Linked DNA regions of Homo sapiens: region 1 is linked to region 2. A link is an interaction called in ENCODE POLR2A ChIA-PET data of the cell type or tissue named here. Cell type or tissue: OCI-LY7. All regions are shown on one strand. Links, peaks and the distances in the headings refer to the core of each region. The heading gives the core; the rest is flanking DNA.

Region 1 (5,383 bases), core at 316-5,315, 430 kb before region 2:
AATTGACATGGGTAAAATTTAAGTTGCCTAACAAGCAACATTTTTCAGAAGAGAAAACTTAACAATGAGGTAAACCTCTCTTTAATGTGGTAGATAGAGCCCAGATAATTGTTCTTCTAATCTTGCCAGCTACCCCCCCCAAAAAAACATCTGTAGCTTTTCCTGGACCCTCAGAAACAAAACAAACCTAACTGAAATCCTTGATTCAGCACACTAAATGTTACCTTATGGTTAACTGATTAACGAATATATCACAAGTAAATATTGGCCGTATTATGGCCGGGTTAAGAATTAGAAGAGTAAATTCCTAGGTCCCTAGGAGAAAGCACCGTGTCTCCTTAAACATGGGATGGACTCTCAAGAACAAGGCTCACAGACAATACCATAAAGAAACCTCATTTGGTAAAGCCGTGATTTTTCAACCTTTTTCTCCTTTGTATTACACTGAGGAAGCTTTCCCACTGACCCATCCCTGTGACCCCAGCATGTGGGCTGATGAAAGGTGAGCGGCTCTGGCCCAGCCGGTCCCCGGTAGAACAGCACACGCAGCTTCCGAAGGCCGCGATCCCGAAGTCAGCTCCACCCTGTGGCACACACTGTGGCTCCGGGGAGGGAAAAGCCCTTCTATTATGCCTCTATCTTTTTTCTTTAAAAATCTGAAATATTATATGAAAACCTTGCTTATCATCATGTCTCTTACTAGGAGGTAGAGAACATACCCAACAAGGGGAAGGGGTTTTTGTGACAATGAGTATTGAAGTCAGGGCCCAGGCAAGGGACTTTCTTCACAAAAAGAAGCCTACCCTATGCCATCATCTTAGGAAGCAGTTTTCAGGTTACCTTTCAGAGCCATTTCAATAACTTTTCCTCCTATCTAGTTACAAATCACTCTGCATCATCAGTCCTGCAGCTGAACTTGCCATTTTAACTTGCAAGTTTAACTTGCCATTTTCAGTCATTTCAAGATGACTTCCTTAAGCGAGGCTGCAGTGAGGCCTGTGCTGTGGGTTTTCTAGAGATGTTTATTAAAGAGCAAAGTATTGTCCCTCTGTTTAAAATATTCACAGGGGAAAAGCACTGCCTGGAAGACCTTTCCAGAATGCTGAAAGCCCAGTGTGGCTACCACTGCACAGGCCTTTCCCCCAGACAGAAAGAAGGGAGGGAGGGGAGCGGGTGCTGTGGAGGCCCAGGCATCCAGGAGCTCCAGGCGAGCCATGTCTGGAGTGTGCAGCTGGCAGTCCCTCAGAAGGAAGCTGGGTGCTGGTGCCGGGTGCCAGCGTGACTTGTGGCGGCCCTGGCTCTTGACTTCGGGAAGAAGACTCCTACCAAGGCCAAGGTCCTTCTCCCTGGTCCTGAATAGCCATCTACTGAGGGCAGCCACCTGACACTCACCTGGTGACCAGCAGCCATTGCCTCTTTACTTTCACAGGAAAGGGGACACTGTATATTGTCATCAGTGGCTCAGCTGCCAGGGCTCAGAAATGTGTGTGTGAGGAAAGCACGGTTTCTAGTAAATCATCATATTGTCATCTTAAAAAATACTCACCTTCGGTCGTAACTGGCTCCATAGGGAAACTGCTGGCGCTGCCCCATGCCCAGGTTAGACATTGCTCCGGAGGGACTTTGGTTGTACATGTCCTGCATGCTGCTGTTGGGCATCTGTCCTTGCGTCATAAAGGGCTCGCTGCTTCCAGGCACTGCAATATTTTAAATAAAATGCATACATTTAGGCATTTCTGAAAGTCAAAGGCCCATCCATCCCTTCTAGTCATCTCTATTGTCTTTGGACTTTTTCTTTTTTTTGAGATGGAGTCTCACTCTGTCGCCCAGGCTAATGCAGTGGTGTGATCTTGGCTCACTGCAACCTCTGCCTCCCGGGTTCAGGCGATTCTCCTGCGTCACCCTCCCAAGTAGCTGAGATTACAGGCATCCACCACCACACCTGGCTAATTTTTGTATTTTTAGTAGAGACAGGGTTTCACCATGTAGGTCAGGCTGGTCTTGAACTCCTGACCTCAGGTGATCCATCCACCTCAGCCTTGCAACATGCTGGGATTATAGGCGTGAGCCACTGCGCCTGGCCTGTACTTTTTCTTAATATGATAGACCATAATACTATTGAAAGAGCATAAGTTGTGGAGCCAAGATGTGCTCTGTGGGGGCAGAAATCTAAGATGGCCCCGAAGATCCAGCACCCCCTGCCCGGTGGGCACCTTCCATGAGCCCCTCCCCTTCAGTGTGGGTGGGACCTATGAATACGATGGTATCACTCCCATGATTATGTTATGTATGTTACATGGCAAAAGGGGCTTAACAGATGTGATTATAGTTACTAATCAGCCGATTGTGAGTTTAAACAGAAGGGAGATTGTCCAGGTAGCCCTTTAAGTTTGGATCTAGAGCTTAGAGAGGAAGCAAGTCAGAGATATTTTCCTGCTGGCCTTGAAGAAGCAACTGGCATGCTGTGGAGGGGGATCACGTGTTAGGGAAGGTGGGCAGAAGATAGTCAACAAGAAAACGGGACTGCAGCCTCACAAACACAAGCAAGTGAATTCTGCCAATGACTTAAATAAACTCGGACGAGGACCCTGAGCCTTCAAAGAGCTCACAGTGCTGGCAGACACCTTGATTTTAGCCTGTGGGACCCTGAGCAGAGGCCCAGTCACACTGTGCCAGATTCCTGATCCACAGACACTGGAGGATCATACATTTATGTTGTTTTAAGCTGCTAAGTTTGTGGTAACTTGTTATATAACAACATAGAAAACTAATACAGGCCCAGATCCATTCCTTACTTGGGTAAGTTACCTCTGAGTTTAATTTCATTTCTTTTCAACATTTTTATTATGTTTTTTAGAGAGAGGGTCTCGCTGTATCACCTAGTGATAAGAGGTGCAATGTTGCAACTGCAGTGGTGAAATCGTAGCTTACTGTAGCCTCGAACTCCTGGGCTCAAGTGATCTGCCTGCCTTCCTCAACCTCTTGAGGTGCTAGAATTACAGGCATGAGTCATCACCTGGCCCCTATTTTCTTGTCTATAAAATGAGGCCAGTAATATTATCTCATGAAATGGTTGTAAGGAGGACATAAAATATGTATACAAAGTTAGTTCCCTTCTCCCATAAGAAAAAAGGTGAAAACCTTAACATTCAGCCACTGATTCACTCCAAAATAAGGATTAAAAAAATTATTAAGGAGTTAAGAATAGCTCAAGATGGGATGAAATACAACTATTTCTAACACAGGATGGAGTGACAAGTAGGTAGTACATGCAAATTAGCATCAGCTCAGAGCCTGAAGGAAATTGTGTTCAGTCCAGAAACTAGCCTGAAGGCAAATTAAACATTTTAATATAAATTTTCATCGTTATACAGTATTGCTACCTTTCTCCATCCTATGATAGTTACTTTTATGTTATGTGAAGCAAAAGCTGGTTAAGATTTCATGAGTAGATACATTTTGTTAGGCTGGTAGAGAGGGGCCAATGCCAGCATCAAGTATTTTCCTTTGCAATGTGCTTTCACCTGTTTTATCTATTTGATCTCACATCAACCTGTGGTAGAACCAGTTTTGAAGTTACTTTCTATTTTGTAGATGTGAAAACAGAGATAGAAAGAAATCACGTGACATAATTAAATAGCTTTTCTCTAATACACAAGGAAATTTAAAAAAATCAACAGGAAAAGCAACAATCAAATTAAAAATGGGCAAACACATAAATGAACATTCACAAAAGAAAAACAAATGGTCAATCAACATATGAAAAGATGTGTGAGTTCACTAATAATGGAATGAATCCAAGGTAAACAGTAATGAGGCCTTCCCCCTTCCATCTGATTGGCCAATGTTAAAATGATGGACAATGATCATTCTTAGTAAGGGGGTGAGAACCCGCACACTCTCACATGCTTTTGTTGAGAACATTAAGCTGGTATAAGCTTTGCCAATACCTGCTTTACCTGCTATGGGAGGCTGTGCTTTGGCAACCCCCAAAGAAGTGCATCTCCCAGCATTCGCAGCCTGGGAAACCCCTCCCATGATGCCTTTGGGTTTGGTCATGTGATTAGCATTGCCTAAGAGGGCTCCAGCAAGTGAGATGCAAGCAAAAGTTTTTAACTGCTTGCTCCCGGGACCTGTCCTCTTGGAGTGCTCCCTCTTGAAATCCATCTGCCATGTTATAGGCACCTAAGAAACTACATGGAAAGGCCCCATGGAGGAGGCTGCAGCCAACAGCTCCAGTTGAGGTCCCAGTAGAGCCTGGGGATGACATCAGCCACTTGAGAGACATCAGAGCCCAGCAGAGCTCTCAGCCTGGCTCCCAGATGATGGCGGCCACCTCAATATCCTAGCTGACAACATGACACACAGAGCGAAGAACTACCCAGTCTACCACAGAACTGAGAGATATAATTAAGTGTTACTGTTTTTAAAGCCACTAAGATTTGGGGGTAGTTTGTTATACTGTAAAAGCTGAGATACTCAGTAAACTAAAAAAAAAGTTCATATCCTTTGATTCAACAATTCTACTTCTAGGAATCTATTTCGCAGAAACATTCTTACAATGTGAAAAAACTGTACTTCAACAATCACTGCTTCATTGTTTATAATAGAAAAGATTATGGAACAACTCACCCATTACTAGAGCATTAGGGTGTATCTATTCAATTAAAAAAAGTAGAGCTATGTGTACAGATAATAATATAAATTCGATATATACTATTCTGTTAAACATATAAAATGATGTTCATTTATATGTAATCAATCAATGCCTCAATCAGTGAAGTAAGGAAGTAAGAAGGCAGGGAAGGCAGGCCGGTGAACAGGCAGGGCCAGGCCCCTCAGGGCTACTGAGGGCTAATATTAGATCAGACTCTGACCATGCTACTTGTACTACAGGTTAACACCACCAGCAGCAGCAACAGCGACAAAGAGTATGTTTTCCACTGAAGTTAGTCATTAAATAAAAAATCAGAGCACCATTAAGTTTACTGACAGAGTAAGGCAAACTGAAGAATGGAAAACTATACACAACAGGATTAAGACTCTTAGAAAATGTGTTTCCCGTGGATTTTCTGTTTATCTGCTTTAATTTGGTACTGAATACATCAATACCGTAAGGCAGCAGGTGAACTGAAATACACTAGGGATTGTACTTGCCACCGGGGATCATTTACATGGTTGATGAAAACAACATTACAGACAGTCACCAAAGTAGGATGGCTCAACCTTATGATGGTGTGAAAGCGACAGGCATTCAGTATGCTCCTCAATTTAAGATGGGGTTATGTCCGGATCAACTCATTGTCAATCAAAAATATCGTAAGTGAAAGTGTGTTTTCAACTTACCAATATTTTCAATTTAGGATGGGTTTCTTCTGATGTA
Region 2 (5,383 bases), core at 155-5,154:
CTCCTCCAGTTCTGTGCTGTACCTTCAGCCAAGGCCCAGTCTTCACTTTGTCCAACAGTTTTGCTAACCACATCCTTGTCTTGTTTCTTAGGATTGAGCCCCAGCCACTGAATCCTGCCTACTCTATTCTCCTGAGCCTGGGGCTCTTCTTTGCTTTTGCCACAATGTCTATTTTATCCTTCCACCTCCGTTGGGACTGGGATCTGGTCCTTCAACTCTTGGTTCATTGCTGTCATCTTGTTACCTGCTGAAAACTGTATATGATGCTGCCAGCCTGCCTGGATTGCCAAATATCAGCTCCCTGCTTATTGAACACGCCCTGACGCCTACTGCTTGCATTGACAGTTCACATTAGTCAAGTGCTCGCGGTGTGACAGGGCACAGTGCCATGGGCTCTGCATTTGTGACCTCATATGATCTTCCTAAGGATCCTATGAGGTAGATAATATCTCTGTTTTACAGGTAAGCATACTGGAAAATGTGAAGTAAAAGAATTTGTATCAGGTTGCTGGGTGCGGTGGCTCACGCCTGTAATCCCAGCACTTTGGGAGGCCGAGGCAGGCAGATCACCTGAGGTCAGGAGTTCGAGACCAGCCTGCCCAACGTGGTGAAACCCCGTCTCTACCAAAAAAAAAATACAAAAAATTAGCCGGGCGTGGTGGCGGGCACCTGTAATCCCAGCTACTCAGGAGGCTGAGGCAGGAGAATTGCTTGAACCTGGGAGGCGGAGGTTGTGGTGAGCTGAGATCATGCCACTGTACTCCAGCCTGGGCGACAAGAAACTCCATCCCCCGCCGCCCCCTCCAAAAAAAAAAGAATTTGTGTCAGGTTATACAACCAGTAAAGGGAGAATCTGAGATTGGAGGAGTCTCAAGCTGGTTCCCATTCTGGGGAAGCCCTGCGGCCGCAGTCTACAGGTCCCGGGTGAAGCCTGCGCTGAGGCATCTCTCACCATGGCCTGGGCTGAATTTGGTGCTGTCGTTTTGTCCCCAACTCAATAGATGGGTCCAATTCGAGGGTCACATACTGCCAGGCTGTTCTGTCATAATTGGCTCTTACATTTTTGACTCACACCACAGCATATCTAGGACTACCAATAATTAATAATGGGAAATGCTAGGTATGAAGAACAGATATAAAAATGTATTTATATTTGGTAAAACTTTATTAGATTTTATTCTTCCCTCCCTTCCTTCCTTTCTCACTTCCTCCCTCCCTTCCTTCCTTTTTTCCTTCTTCCTTCCCTCCCTTCCTTCCCCCTTCCCTTCCCTTCCCTTCCCTCCTTCCTTTCTTCCTTCCTCCTTTCTTCTTTCCTTCTGTATAAGAGAAACTTTTGTGTTTTTTTTTTTTTTTTTTTTTTTTTTTGTTGTTGTTGTTTGAGACGGAGTCTCACTTTGTCGCCCAGGCTGGAGTGCAGTGGCACCATCTCGGCTCATTGCAAGCTCCGCCTCCCGGGTTCACGCCATTCTCCTGCCTCAGCCTCCGGAGTAGCTGGGACTACAGGCGCCCGCCACCATGCCCAGCTAATTTTTTGTATTTTTAGTAGAGACGGGGTTTCACCGTATTAGCCGGGATGGTCTGGATCTCCTGACCTGGTGATCCGCCTGCCTCGGCCTCCCAAAGTGCTGGGATTACAGGTGTGAGCCACCACGCCTGGCAAGAGAAACTTTTAAAATGTCTTCTAAGATCTTAGGAAAGTTATATCATCTAGAAAAGAGATGTTCATATTCCACTGAAAGTCCATTGTGAGAAATTTTCTCACACATTTTGCTGTACTGGCAGTCTTGTGTTCTGTATAGAATTTGTTTTAATATAATTTATTGCAAAAGCTTTCTGAAGGAAGCAGGAACCATGAGAAAAATTTTCAAATAATATACTGAGCAAAGTTTGGTGTGACAGTTCTGCAGAATATTTTCTATTTTCCTCTCACTTTAGAATTAAGTATTTTTAAAAATCTTTGACTTAAAGAAAATCAGTACATACATATTGGCAGATCACATAGAGAAAAACTTTTTTTGAGCCTCAATAATTTAGAAGTCATGATTGTTTGAATAAGGACAAGGTAAAGTAAATGTATTAAAGAGTAGAAGAATTAGAAATCACTCAGCACAGACATCCTCATACCCAATACCTCTCGCAAATACACATACACATCCTCACACCCGAGACACATCACACATCACTATATAAGGTGAGAATCCTCAGCTGCTAAACTAACAAAAAAGTTGCACAAGAAAAAACAAATTGGGCCAAGGCCCACAACAACTCTGGGACCCTTGAGAGCCAAATATAAATCCACACTACAGGAGTCAAATTCATAAATACAAAAATTAGCCGGGCATAGTGCATGCACCTGTAGTCCCAGCTACTTGGGAGGCTGAGGCTGAGAATCGCTGGAGCCTGGGAGGCGGAAGTTGTGGTAAGCCGAGGTCATGCCACTGTACTCCAGCCTGGGCAACAGAGCAAGATTCTGTCTCAGAAAAAAAAAAACAAACAAACAAACTGAAAATACAAAAGAGAGGTTAGGAGGCCTGGAGGACAGAATGAGAAGTACAAAATAACTATACTTTTATTGGCATTCCAGAAATACAACTGTAGTGACATTCAAAGAAACAATGGGGGAAGAGTAATACTGTAACAGTTCATGTATTGTATAGCTGCTCCAGACAGAAAACTGAAAATTATGCACAGGGAAATTATTAGAATTAACAAGAGAATTTAGCTGGATAGATGCAAAATAGACATACATTTTTCTGGAAATGAGTATTTTTTCTTCTGAGTTTTTAATTTTATTGGCATAAAGTTGATTAAAGCATTCTCTTAACCTTTTAATTTCTGCTGCATCTGAACTTATGACACTTTTGTCAGTTTAACAATATTTATTTTTGCCTTTTCTTCTTTTGTTTTTTTGAGTAGTCTTACCAGATATCTACTTTTTTAGACTTTTCAAAGAGCAGTATTTTGGATTCCTTGAGCATTTCTATTATTTATGTGTTTCCTATTTAATTGACTTCTGTTTAATTGATCTATTATTTATATGGTGGTTATTTATTTGGTTTCTGCTCTCATCTCTATAGCAGTCTTCATCCTACTTTTTTGTGATTTTTTTTTCTGTTATTCTTTAACACTCAAGTTTGAAAACACAGCTACTTAATTTTCAGCCTTTAAGCATCAAGTCTATAAATTTCTCAAAAAGTACCATTTTTCTACGTCCCTTAGTATAGCTGTGTATATAAGTGAGATGGTAGATAAGAACATACTTATAAAAACAAACAAGAGTAGAATACATAAGGGTACTTAGGACTTAACACTAATACATCACGTCACACACAAAAACCAACTCTATGTGTATTAATGAGCTATATGTGAAATACAACCCTACAGAAACTTTAGAAGTTAGTCTGGGAGAATACTCATCTGAACTTAGGGATGTAAACATTTTCTTAGACAGGAAACAAAAATTGAAATCCACAAAGGAAAAATTGACAAATTGGCCTACATTTAAAATGAAAACATCTATTTATCAAAAGACACTCTAATGAGAATGAAATGACCAGCCACAGACTAGGATGAGATATTTGCTAAATGTGTAATTGTCAAGGGATTAGTCTCCTAAACATGTAAAGAATTCTTACAAATCAATAAAAAAGACATCTATTTTCACCAAAGAGTCAAAATAATTACACAAGTGTTTTATAGATGTACAAAATGTCACTCACTCATTAGCAATCAGGAAAATACAAATTAATTCTGCTATGAAGTACTGTTACACATCCACAAAGTTTGCAAAAATGGAAACCTGACACTACTGTGCGTTGAATGGGATGTGAAGCAAGACAATTTCTCATATATTGTTGATGGAAGTGTAAATTAATTGTCACTCTGGAGACCAATTTTGCTATGTGAAAATGCACATACATACTCTATGACCTAGCAATTCCACTCCTAGGTGTAAACTCTAGAGAAACTGTCCTGTTCCAGGAGGCATTTATGAAAATGCTTAAAGCAGCACTATTCTTTTATTTTTATTTTTACTTTTATGTTTTGGAGACAGAGTCTCACTCTGTTGCCCAGGCTGGAGTGTAGTGGCATGATCTCTGCTCACTGCAACCTCTGCCTTCCGGATTCAAGTGATTCTCCTGCCTTAGTCTCCCGAGTAGGTGGGCTTACAGGTGCATGCCACCACGCCTGGCAAATTTTTGTATTTTTAGTAGAGATGGGGATATTTAGTAGAGACCATGTTGGCCAGGCTGTCTCAAACTCCTGACCTCAAGTGACCTGCCTGCCTTGGCCTCCCAAAGTGCTGGGATTACAGGCATGAGCCACCGCGCCCAGCCCAAGCAGCACTATTCTTACTAATAAAAAAACTAGAAGCAAATCTATGTCCATTGACAACAGAATGAATAAAATATGGGTGACAGAATACTATATAGTAATGAGTATGAATAAATTACACCTGTGTCCATCAATGCACGAGAATCTGAAGAACATAATTTTGAGTGGAGAAAACAAAGAAAAACACAGCTTTAGTCAAATGATATACAGTTTAAAACATGCATAACTATATTTCTTTGTGAAACTACAAGGAAATGATAACTATCGAATTTAGGATTATAATGGTCTCCAGAATGGAAACCAGCGGGTCTAGGGAGGCGGACAAGGAATTCAAAAGCAATGGTGTGGCTTTGGCACTCTTTTCCTACACTTGAGGGCGAGGACATAGGGGTTGTACTATTATTCATTTTTTGTTTTTTCCATTATACTTTATACCTTACATATTTTTAAAATATTGTTTTGTATCTTCTCAGTATTTATTAAAAACAATTAAAAAAATAAAATGCTAAAGAGTGACACTTTTCCAAAATTGAAAAAGGACATAAATCCTCAGATTGTTGAAGTGCCCCCAGGCCCTTGCAGGTTAAATAAAAACAAATTCAAAACTAGACATATGAGAGTGGAACTGCAGAGCACCAAAGACACAGAAAAGACAGGGGGTAAAATAGGCTACCTTCAAAGGAAAACGTTCAATTCTGTACAACAGTGACACACCCCAGAAGTGACATAACAATTCTAGGTGCTGAAAGGAGGGAAAACCCCTGGATAGAATTCTTTTTTTTTTTTTTTTCTGGGACAGAGTCTTGCTGTATCACCAGGCTGGAGTACAGTGGGGCGATCTCTGCTCACTGCAACCTCTGCCTCCTGGGCTCAAGCAATTCTCCTGCCTGAGCCTCCTGAGTAGCTCGGACGACAGGCACACGCCACTATGCCCAGCTAATTTTTGTATTTTTAGTAGAGACAGGGTTTCACCATGTTAGCCAGGATGGACTCAATCTTTTGACCTCATGATCCACCTGCCTCGGCCTCCCAAAGTGCTGGGATTACA

The links. ChIA-PET counts read pairs that join two places held together with the same protein. Peaks named below come from ENCODE experiments on the same cell type or tissue, not always from the same donor. Only the 100,000 strongest peaks of a DNase experiment are listed, where the experiment ranks them.
Region 1: POLR2A ChIA-PET joins it to region 2 with 5 read pairs; 2 of 35 experiments call an interaction of 5 or more read pairs at or near these places.

The regions. Positions count from the first base shown.
Region 1 is chr6:157,192,479-157,197,861 of GRCh38, reverse strand. It overlaps ARID1B (AT-rich interaction domain 1B), which reads right to left. Exons shown (of 20, transcript NM_001374828.1): 16 at 1,547-1,697. Among named protein-coding and RNA genes, the nearest start is that of TMEM242, 130 kb to the left of the region's middle. In OCI-LY7, for the core only: no CTCF peak of the experiment used is centred there; no DNase peak of the experiment used is centred there.
Region 2 is chr6:156,757,695-156,763,077 of GRCh38, reverse strand. No RefSeq gene overlaps it. Among named protein-coding and RNA genes, the nearest start is that of ARID1B, 17 kb to the left of the region's middle. In OCI-LY7, for the core only: no CTCF peak of the experiment used is centred there; a DNase peak (open chromatin) is centred at 2,387; H3K27ac peaks cover 1,053 bases.